3 separate regions of the Homo sapiens genome follow, and regions 2 and 3 are each linked to region 1. Evidence: chromatin contacts called from ENCODE Hi-C data. All regions are on one chromosome and are shown on one strand. The core of a region is the stretch at or near the end of the contact, and the rest is flanking DNA. Distances in the headings are between cores, read along the strand shown. Region 1 overlaps LOC105375523 (a long non-coding RNA gene). Region 2 overlaps AGBL3 (AGBL carboxypeptidase 3). Region 3 holds the start of TMEM140 (transmembrane protein 140).

Region 1 (3,629 bases), core at 669-3,168:
CCTGGGTGACAAGAGTGAAATACTGTCTCAAAAAAAAAAGAAAGAAAGAAAAAGAAAACATAGATGTTCTCAACAAAGAAGTTTGGAAATACTTCTTTCTTTGCTACAGCACGTAGAAAATAATGCTGATTGTGCACAGAGAAAACAGAAGAGAAAATACCTAGGGTTCAGAGAGAAGAGAGTGTGGTAGCAACTTTCACCCAGTAGTCAAGTTCAAAATGTCTTTTTTATTGATATAAAATAGCTGTACGTATTTGGGTGGTACATGTGATATTTCATACATATATACAACGTGTAATGATCAAATCAGGGTAACTGGGATATCCATCACCTCAAACATTTACCTTTTGTTTGTGTTGAAACATCCTAATTCTTCTCTTCTAGTATTGTAAGGAGTCTGTAGTCAACAAAATGCCTTATGAAGAAATCAGTGAAGACTCAGGATTTAAAGGATGTCTTATTAGGAAAAACATAGTAATAAAGGCTGTGGAGGAAGATTCAGTCATTGCCAATCAGTAGGTAATGAATAAAGCAGGTCACACAGGCTGGTGTCTACACCAGATCAGAAGCAAATTTTATCACTAGCCTAATTTCCTATGATGTCACTTCTGCTCTTTCCTCTCTCTCCCAGGATTTCAATCATACTGTGGCATTTTGCATCCTTGCAGTCTCTCCTTACCTTTGTTTTTTTGTTTGTTTTTGTTTGTTTGGTTTTTTGAGACAGAGTCTCACCCTATCGCCCAAGCTGGAGTGCAATAGCATGATCTCGGCTCACTGCAGCCTCCGCCTCCTGGGTTCAAGGGATTCTCCTGCCTCAGCCTCCCAAATAGCTGGGATTACAGGTGCCCACCACCACGTCCAGCTAATTTTTGTATTTTTAGTAGAGACAGGGTTTCACCATGTTGGCCAGGATGGTCTCGAATTCCTGACCTCGTGATCCGCCTGCCTTGGCCTCCCAAAGTGCTAGGATTACAGGTGTGAGCCACCACACCCGGCCTCTCCTTACCTTTTTATGTGTTCTGCTACTCACTGCTTCCATCTTCCCCCTCATAGTGACCCATCCTTATGTTATTTTAAAAAATGTTCTTTTAGCTCTGCAAGAATATAAAGTACCTATTTTCTATTGTTTTTTCTCTTTGTGGTAATGGACGAGTTTTACTTTCAGACTTTCCCCTTTTTTCTCTTTTTATGTTTTACTGCCTTTTTTTGTGGGGTGGTGGTAGTACCTGATTTTTCCTTGTTTATTCATCTTTAAATGAAGACAGAGATCTATGGAGATACATTTTTGCCAATACCTGATATAAGTATGTAGAAGAACTTCTCTTTCCTCAAGTGTATTAACAGGTTAATTGGATTCCATTTCCAAATATGAACCTGGAGGGTAGGTTGCTATGAATAACTGAGTTCAATACCAGGACCTACTAGAAATTAATCTTGGGCAACTTTGTTGAATAGCGGTAGTTCTTTGATCTTCTGGAATCGAGTTTGTATCCTGTAATTTTTAAACCAGTTCACAACTATTTTTCTTTGACTATAAATGAAAAACAACATTTTCTTACATATACCACTTCCTTTCTCTGCTCCTGGGCAATTATCACTCGTTTTATAATTTTATGTCCTACCCTGCCCCAACCACCTGCTCCCTCACCTGGGTCAGTTAATTATATACTCGAACTGCATTTTCTGAACGGACTGCTATCAGGTGGGGGAAGCTGGGAAAGTAGCAGTCCAGAGGGCCTGCCCAAATTTCTGTTTGGTGTTGCTTTCGTGTCTTTAAATTCAGATAGTTAACTTTGGCATGTCATATCTCTTCCTTCCTGCTTCTGAACTTGCCCAAGGATGGAGCAGTTTGAGGCACCTGTTTCTCAGTTCCTCATTCTCATAGCAATAAGTAGAAATGTCTCCCACATGCGGCATATGGGTAACCTGGTTTCCAGTACTGTTGTGGGATTTGGTCTTCCTGTGTCTCCATGGGCACCATCAGTCTGAGTACTTTCAGAAGCAAGTAATAAAAATTCTACTCTACCTGGCTTAAACAAAACACAATGAGGCTTTAGTGGGAGACTCACTAATCCAAAGGTAAGAAGTACAGGTGGGCATCATAAGAGACTAAACAGATGGGTCAAACGAGTTCAAGGAAGCAATTGCCTCAGCCTCTGTTCAGCCCCATGGCCAATGTCTGTTTCTGGGGTCATCTGTGGCATTTTTTTCCCTCTAGGCAAACCACCTTTTTCTACTTCCCTTGCGCATGTTTAAAACAATTACTTCAATCTTGGAACTACGTGTCTGGGCTCAAGAGAGACCAAACTGACAAATGCCCTAGTTCTAGTTCAAAATTCCAGAGGGAGAATTTCTTATTGGTCAAGTGATTCTTGATCTATACAGCTGTGACAAGAGGATCTCACCACGTAATACGAGTCACCCAGTCTGTCTTGGGGGTGAAGGAAGTGGTATAGTGGAGGATGGGGAAAGAGTAGGCAGTTAAAGTTTAAAGGTAAATAAATAGTAGGGGGGCAGTGGTGTGCACCCGCAGTCCCAGCTACTAAGGAGGCTGAGGCAGGAAGATTGCTTGAGCCCAGGAGTATGAGGCCAGCCTGGGCAACACAGCAACATCCCTGTCTCTAAAAATAAGAAGATAAATAAATAAGCTTTTACTATAGACTATAGATTTTCAGGTGTGGGGGTGGCAGGGATCGGATTTCTTTACCATAGAAGAAGGACTTCTCAGAGGCTTTAATTACCAAATTGTATTATATTATCTTCTATTTAGTAGGAGAGAAAATATAGAACATTTCTCAATTATTTTACCAAGAAACCCTTCTGGCAGAATATTTTTTTAAAGCAAGCTTCCATTTACTTTTTTTTAACTTCAATTTTTATTTTAGATTCAGTGTTACATGTACACATGGGTAAATTGTGTGATTCTGAGGTTTGGGATATGACTGAATCTGTCACCCAGGTCATGTCCCTAGTACCCAATAGGTAGTTTTTCAACCTTTGCCACCTTCCCTCCTCCAGGAGTCCCCAGTGGCTATTGTTCCCATCTTTACGTCTGCGAGTACTCAGCGTTTAGCTCCCACTTTTAAGTGAGACTATGCAGTAGTTGGTTTTCTGTTCCTGTGTTAATTCATTTAGAATAATGGCCTCCAGCTACATCTATGTTGCTGCAATGGACATGATGTCATTGTTTTCTATGGGTGTGTAGTATTCAATGGTGTATATGTACCACATTTTCTTTATCCAATCTACCGTTGGGCACCTAAGTTGATTCTGTGTCTTTGTTATCGTGAATAGTGCTGCAGTTAACATATGAGCGCATGTGACTTTTTGGTAGAATGATCTATTTTCCTCTGGGTATATACCCAGTAATGGGATTGCTGGATCAAATGGTAGTTCTGTTGTAAGTTTTTTGAGAAATCTCCAAACTGCTTTCCACAGTGGCTGAACTAATTTACAGTTCTACCAACAGTGTATAAACATTCCCTTTTCTCCACAGCCTCATCAACATCTACTATTTTTTGATTTTTTAATAATAGCCATTCTGATTGGTGTGAGATGGTTTCTCATTGTGGTTTTGATTTGCATTCCTCTGATGATTAGTGATGTTGAGAATTTTTTCATGTTTCTTG
Region 2 (3,629 bases), core at 819-3,318, 1.4 Mb after region 1:
ATGATGAACTGGACCAATTAATTGTTAATGACAGAGGTAATGAGCCATTATCTTTTGATTCTTATTTTTCAGGTTACATCTACTACAATACTGCAGATACAGTATAACATTGGTATTGCTGGTATGATTCCTCTCCCTTAGGTAAGTCAGTCATATGATGATGATCAAATGTATTGGAAAATTGAATCACGGCCTCCTTGGTATGTAATATCAATGAAAAATGGGCTGAGTAAGAACTGGATCTACTTAATTATGAGTTAATTTCTATGCTGAATATTTATGTACAAGTTTGTTAAAATGTATAAATAGCAGAATATTAAAATAGGAGATAATTATACTAGTTACAAACTAGGCTCTTTGTTAAAGAGAGCCTAGGCCAAGGGACAGTGGGTAGCCTGTGTGTAAATGATTAACTCAGCAGGCCTTGGTTGTCCAAACCTTGCACATTGTAAAGGTTTGGACCTTGCTAAACTCTTGGGAGATAGCCTCTGATGCCTTGGAATACCTTGCCTCATTAAGAGTATCTTTGTCTACCTGGGACCTTGGGCTATGTCAGATAGTAGTTTATGCTAACAATTGATTTATTGTGGTGGTGGTGGTGGTAGAGGCCTTGGACACACAGTATCAATTTTGACCCCTGGAAAGGCCAGAGACTAAGTAACTAAGGTCAGCCATGTGGGCACTGAATGTAAATATAACCAACCTGCAATAGAAACCAGTGACATCAAAGCTAGATGAGCTTCCCTGATTTGCAGCACTTCATATTATCTCACATTATGGCTGGGAGAATTAAGTGCTGTTTCTAAGACTCCACAGGGAGAGAACAACTGGAAGCTTGTGCTAGGTCTCATCTGGACCCTGCCGCATAGCAAGTGTCCCCAACCCTGAGGCCATGGACCAGTACTGGTCTATGGCCTGTGAGGAACCAGGCCACACAGCAGCAGGTGAGCAGTGGGCGAACGACCATTACCACCTGAGCTTTGTCTCCTGTCAGATCAGCAGCAACATTAGATTCTCATAAGAGCACAAGCCCTATTGTGAACTGTGCATGCAAGGGATCTAGGTTGTGTGTGCTCCTCATGAGAATCTAACTAATGCCTGATGCTCTGAGGTGGAACAGTTTCATCCCAAAACCATCCCCCAACATCTACAGAAAAATTATCTTCCCCGAAACTGGTCCCTGGTGCCGAAAAGTTTGGGGACCACTGCTATACGCCATTTACCTTTGCTGATTTTAATCTGTGTCCTTTCAGGGACATAATAAACCATAACCATGAGTATAATGGCTTCTCTGAATTCTGCAAGTCTTTGTAGCAAATTATTGAATATGAGTTGTCTTGAGGACCCCTGACCACACTCATAAACTATTTGCTTTTATGACAATAAATTGATGCAACTCTTTTTGGAGGAAAATTTGACAGTATCCTTATACCAGAAATTATGGGAATGTACCCCCAAAATATGTACGTATATATGCATTAGGCCACACATAAAAGGATATTTATGCAGTTCTGTTTGTCAGAGCCAATGACTGGAAACCCCTTAAATTCATTAATAAGGTACCAGTTAAAGAAATTCTGATTCATCCATTTAATGAAATCTGATGTACCAGTTTATAAAAAAGGAGACTAATATATATAAACTGATATGGAAAGTCTTTCAAGATAGATGACTGTGTAAGACAGAGTTAATTTATAGCTGGACTGGAAAAGCTCTATTTTTACCTCTGGGGAATTCTGGCTGTCCAGCTTTGACTCTTGGCCAAGATAAGAACAGTAAGATTAATGATGTGCTGTTTACTGTCTGAAACTCCCCCTGAGAGTTTCATGTCCCCCGCATGGCCAGTTTGTTTACTGATGGTTTTCATTTGGCAGAATCAGGAAGACAGCCTGGCTTGATGTCATGACTACAGGGGTCTAAAAACCCAGATGGGAACTTTTGCCTTGAGGTTTTCTGAAGCTAAGATGCATCACATAGATCTTGGTGTTTCAGTCTGAAGACAGGCAGTCTATGTGTGTGAATAAGGCCCCTGGAAAGCTTGCACCTGGGCCCCAATGCTTGCCACAGTATCTTTCTCTTGCTGCACCGTATCCTGTGCCTTTGAATAAAAGCCACACAGAAGAATGCTCTGTGAAGTCTTATAAGTCCTTTCAAATATCCAAATTTGTAAAATCTTTGCAATAGTCAAGTGACAAAAGCAAGGTCTAGAGCAATACGTAAGACTGTGGGAAGTAAACTTTCTGAAATGCTAGCAAGCAAAGGTGGAAAAAGCCATCAAGGACACATGTGGGAGAAGATTTTGATTCTTCCTACACAAGGATGTATTGTATTGGGTGTTCCAGTTGGCTTGAGGACCAGCAGAGCTTGCAAAAATTTCAGGGGCACAGACTGAAAATAAAAGAACAGTGGCATAGCCCAAAATAAAGCTTTTATCCAGCATGACTATACCTTGCACAGATAGTGTGACCAGTAGCTGTGTGACATCATGACTCTGGGGATCTTGGGAAACGTATGCTGAGAGAGGTTGCACCTTCACCAGGGTGGAGGCTGGATTCACAGGGCCCAAAGTCTATTCATTATGTAAGATATCTGAAAGGAGGCACCACAAACTCTAGCCACTCTTACAACAATATTTTGGTTAGAAACTATATTTAGAATTTCAATAGAAGAGGCCAGAAACACAGCTGCCCACATCTGAAAGAACCTCAGCAGTAACAGTGGGGGATTACCAAGCAACCAAGGAAAATAGAAACTCTCCCCACTCTGAGCTGCTGATGGTGACTCCTGTGACTGAGGGCAAAATGACGGCTGAAAGTGAGGGCTAGGAAATTTAAGGAAGAGAAAGGTGTGGCAAAGATGTGACAGAAGGGTTTTCTAGTTAGGTGAGGTGGAACCAAGTTGAGTGGAATGAGCACATGCGGCTGGAAGTGACACTGAGAAGCAGTGGCCCGACGGGGTCTTGCTTTCCTCTTCCTTTTGGGTCTCTTCTGCTCTCATTCTCTCGTCACTGTTACTGGAGAGAAATTAGGCAGAAGTCACAGTAGGAGCAGTAGGGATTTTCCTTTATTGCTCCTTATCCATTCCCTCTGTCACAGATATGTCATGAGGAGGCTAGGAAACAGAACCAAAGTACAAAAAGAAAGGCTTGGGGGAAGGTTTAAATTCAGTAGCATGGCAGTGTTTTCTCTGTTGGACTTTTTTATTTCCTGACCTGGTGCTGTAGGAAAAATGAGGTTGGAGGGGGTGGTAGCAGAGGAGAGGTGGGGATGATGGTAGAAGGACTGAAAGGAGAAAAAGAGAGAGAGATGTCCTATACTACAGAAGATAAATATATACCCAGCTTTGAAGAGATGTGTAAGGAAGTGATTCTGTTTAGTACTATTAAGCATGAATTCTTTAATATATTTTTAACCCTATAACTTTGGAATTCTTGAGAAAAATTACCTTTGTCCTCTATGAACAAAAATCAGTGTTCTTTCTCTCTCTCCACCCGTCCTTTCTCCCCATGTCTATCTATCTATATGCCAGATGATATATGAAGAAAATTTAGTTTTTAAGAACTCCTAGTAGGCACTGCAATAAGTGTAGTTATAAAAAGTATGTATGTGTAATTTTTTTTTATTCACCAA
Region 3 (3,629 bases), core at 816-3,315, 1.2 Mb after region 1:
ATTTCACATGGATCCAAGAGTGAAAGGTAAAACCAGATAAAAAAATCAATGATCTGGAAAAAAGGATATATTTGATTTATGAGTGAAAAATAAAATTTGGAACTTAAGAGCAAATGGAAACTACAAATAAAGAATTGCACAGGTTTAACTATTCTAAAATAAAGATTTCTATTCACCAAAAACAACATAAATATAATTAAAAGTCAATGAGCATGGAAAATATCTACCACAACTATGAAATGATTAATGTACTTAATGTTTAAAATGTTTACGCAAACTGTCAAAAAACATTACACCTCATTAAAAATGGACAAATATGAAGAGATAATTCACAAAGAATGCAAAGTAGTTAACTAACATGAAAAAAAATTCTGTAACTTTTCTAATGTAATTAAAGATACGCCAAGTAAAAAACCAGAGTTTCCCTATCAACACTGTAGGTAAAAACACTTGATGATACCAAAAATATGGTTAAACTGGCATTCTCACACAATGATGGTGGATGTGAACATTTGTACAAACTTTCAGGGAGGCAGATTGGCAATAAACATTAAAAACCCTAAAAATAGTCATATCTCTTTGGCCCACTTTTATAAATCTATCCTAAGACAGCAATCAGAAATCCAGTCAATAATTTATACATAGGAATGTTCAGCACAGCATTACTTTTGGCACAAAATGGGAAGCAGCTTGAAAGTCCAATATCAGAAGTAAACTATGATGTATCAAGGATAAAATACTATGCATCTTTTAGAAAAAGCAGGTATAAAATCACTCTACATAGTGTGACTACATCCATATAAAGAGGCATAGGAGAAAGAGACTAAAGAAGTATTTGAAAATGTTAATGTTAGCTGTGGTAGCTCTGGGTGGTGACATTACAGGCAATTGTTCTCTATTTGCAGTAAAATATTTTTAGAATTATGTGCTACATTTATGAAAAAAAAAGAAATTTATAAAACAGGCATTCAAAACAGCCTTAGTAATTAGATAAAGCAGGGACTAAGCTGGAAAGAAAGTTGAGAAAGGGGAATATGTGCAAGATTGAAAAAATATCTCATGGACTGAGTCTCAGACCTGAGATTTTGGGGAATGGGGTATGGTAAGTGGATACTGAAAAATGCTCTTCAGTTATCATGAGGGAAGAAGGAAATATGTGTCTTTTCCCTCTTTCAAAGGAGCCTTTGATTTTATAGGCGAAGAAGCATAGTGGAAGTTATTAGTGAAACTAAGCCCACATTAAAAAAAATCTCTTAAAATATGCATCAAGAGAACTAAAATACCACCATGGATTTCCACTGGGGCATGAGGAGCAATCTGGTCTAATGACTAACATAAGATCTAAACATCTCTTAGGTCCCATTCTTTGAGGCAAGAACACAAGTTTTTCTGTTGATATTAATCTTCAGTGTGTATTTTAAAGTTTTATGATGTGTTCGTAACTACCATTGAATAGTGGTTTAGTTAGTGTTGGTCGGTGACCTGCTTTTGTTTACCTATTTCTGATGAACAGTGTATTGCACAAGCCACAGCCATGTCCTTGTACACACTGCGTGCAAGACTCTGCTGTGTGCAGTCAGCCCTGCATCGTTTCTAACCAGTTATACTGGCCTTACTTTCATCATCTTTGAGGCCAGAGCTACACATGTTGATGCCGAAGAGTGGAAGGAAGGAGAGCAGAGAGTAAAGGGGGTAGATTATGTAGATTATACAGACATGAGCGAGGGAGGGTCACAGATACTGAACAACCAGTGAGTTCCCCTATGTGGATTGCCAGAACATGAAATATCTGAGAAGAAAACAAAATTGTCTTACAAGGTAGTAGACGTCTGGGTAAGCTGTGATGCTTGCAGGATCGGTACTTACAGAAAGGAGGTGCAGAGACCACAGGAACACTCATGAAAAGGAGAAGCAGGAAATCAGGGTTGGTTGTTTGAATCTTCCTTCTCGCTGGCTTTCTAATGTCAGACTCCAGAAAGGAGGAGTGGAAGGGAAATGGCAGGCAGATGCAGTCCTGAGCTGGTGCCCCCTTGCCTTCGCAGTCGTGCCTAGTAAACAGCTCTCTGAACTTTGGTACATTTGTTCTGACTGATGTCACTATCAGCTGATTTCACTTTCGTTTCCTAACTTGCCAGTGGCCCATGACTTTTCAGAAATGAGGTATGTAAACAACTTTTTATTGTCCATTATGACATACTCTTTACCTACACTGTAGCCGGCAAACCAACTGATTTAAAGAGCCAGGTAAATGTCTTGATTATATCACACAATAATTCCAGAAAGGGAAGGAGCCAAAGAACTCTCGAAGCTCCCAGTGATTTAAACTGCAAGATAAACACAACCCGGAATTTTATTCAGAAGAAACCCATCAGGATCATCTGGTCCAAGCTCCCAGCCAGTGTGGCAGTCAGGACCCAGGTCACCTCCTACTCATTTCCTTGGGAAGCAGCTATGCCGTCTGTCCCCCAACCCCTTTTAGAGATCAATTTTGTAATGATGACTGGGCTTCTCTGGACACAAAACTTTGTGTCCTGAGCATTCTCACTGCAGTGTTTAGGCCCATGTTGGAGCAGCTGGAACATCTATTTTATTTCAAAATAAGAGCCGAACAAAGCTTTTATTTTTGTAAGCATTGGGGCTCCTGGCCAGAGTTTAAAAATTGCTTCCGTTGCTCACATGACCAACTGGAAATTTCAACTGTGGGTTAAACTTGGTTACATGAGACTGCTACCTAGTGCTATTGCTGAATCCTTCAGCGGTTCTCTTCTGCTTCCTTGCCCTTCCTCCAAAGGAGGAGTTATTTGAACTGCTACATTGCCCTCCCCCTGCCCCTAGTTCTTTTAAACGCAAACTCTAGAAAGAGGTGATGGGATCCAGGAGGAAGGAAGAACAGAGGCTTTGAGATCAGAGAGTTCTGCTACATACTAGCAAATTATTTAATCTCTTTGAGCATCAATTTCTTATCTGTAAAATGGAAACAGTACCTACTTTGCATGGTTGCTCTGGGGACTGGAGATAATATAAGTGCTTAGTACAATACTGGGACCATAGTAATGGTAGCTATTATTATGAAAAGTGGAATTTCTGTATATTTAGTCTAGCATCCATATTAATGCCTTTAAGACAGAAAATTAACTTTTAGATACTAATATACAGTAGTTACTCTGAAAACTCAATACTGGTGAGTGAAGTGATATAGAAGAGATAGAAACATATTTATATTTATGAAATTTATTCAAGGTTATCATGTACCTAGTTTTCAAAGAGTCAGTTTTTCAAAACTTACGAAAATCGGCAGTCCCACACTCTCCCTTTCTTCCTCTTCAGAGGCAAGCACTTTCACCTGTGCTCATTCTTTAGGCATTTACCTCAGTTCTCTAAATAACATGCTTGGATTGGTACTTCTTGATTTTTCAGTTTCAGGCATAATCTACTGACTCCCAACCATAAAAGGTGAAGATTTAGCTTTCTTCTTCCCCACTGCATGTTCCAGAAGTATGCTTCCTCTCTTCCTCCTCTATCCAAATTGGTTATAGTTTTGTTTAAATCAATATTCAGTGTTTACAATATTGGAATATGCACAGGTATACTTTATTTTATTGTGCATCTCTCTTTGTGGATCCTGCATC

The links. A loop is a pair of places that touch in the nucleus more often than their neighbours do. Pooled maps may share reads with other maps.
Region 2: a map with no recorded cell type shows a loop between it and region 1 (20-fold over the local background). The contact joins two enhancer-like sites. A Hi-C loop is called at or near these places in 7 of 37 single-sample maps with no recorded cell type and 4 of 50 pooled maps.
Region 3: a loop to region 1 is called in a map with no recorded cell type, with 13 times the contacts of the local background. The contact joins the promoter of TMEM140 here to the enhancer-like site in region 1. A Hi-C loop is called at or near these places in 4 of 37 single-sample maps with no recorded cell type and 1 of 50 pooled maps.

Annotation. Positions count from the first base shown.
Region 1 is chr7:136,357,785-136,361,413 of GRCh38, reverse strand. The region is part of intron 4 of LOC105375523 (a long non-coding RNA gene); the gene reads right to left. Among named protein-coding and RNA genes, the nearest start is that of MTPN, 380 kb to the right of the region's middle. RefSeq lists an enhancer at 1,647-1,746. Within about 2 kb of position 1,918, at least 2 of the 41 ENCODE cell types and tissues checked have a DNase peak (open chromatin) inside an H3K27ac peak, as active enhancers do.
Region 2 is chr7:134,994,595-134,998,223 of GRCh38, reverse strand. The region is part of intron 4 of AGBL3 (AGBL carboxypeptidase 3); the gene reads right to left. Among named protein-coding and RNA genes, the nearest start is that of AGBL3, 9.9 kb to the right of the region's middle. RefSeq lists enhancers at 1,834-1,903, 2,104-2,183, 2,564-2,683. Within about 2 kb of position 2,068, at least 3 of the 41 ENCODE cell types and tissues checked have a DNase peak (open chromatin) inside an H3K27ac peak, as active enhancers do.
Region 3 is chr7:135,146,508-135,150,136 of GRCh38, reverse strand. TMEM140 (transmembrane protein 140) reads right to left here and starts at 2,065. Exons shown (of 2, transcript NM_018295.5): 1 at 1,867-2,065. It also overlaps a transcript of CYREN not described here. RefSeq lists an enhancer at 1,787-2,286.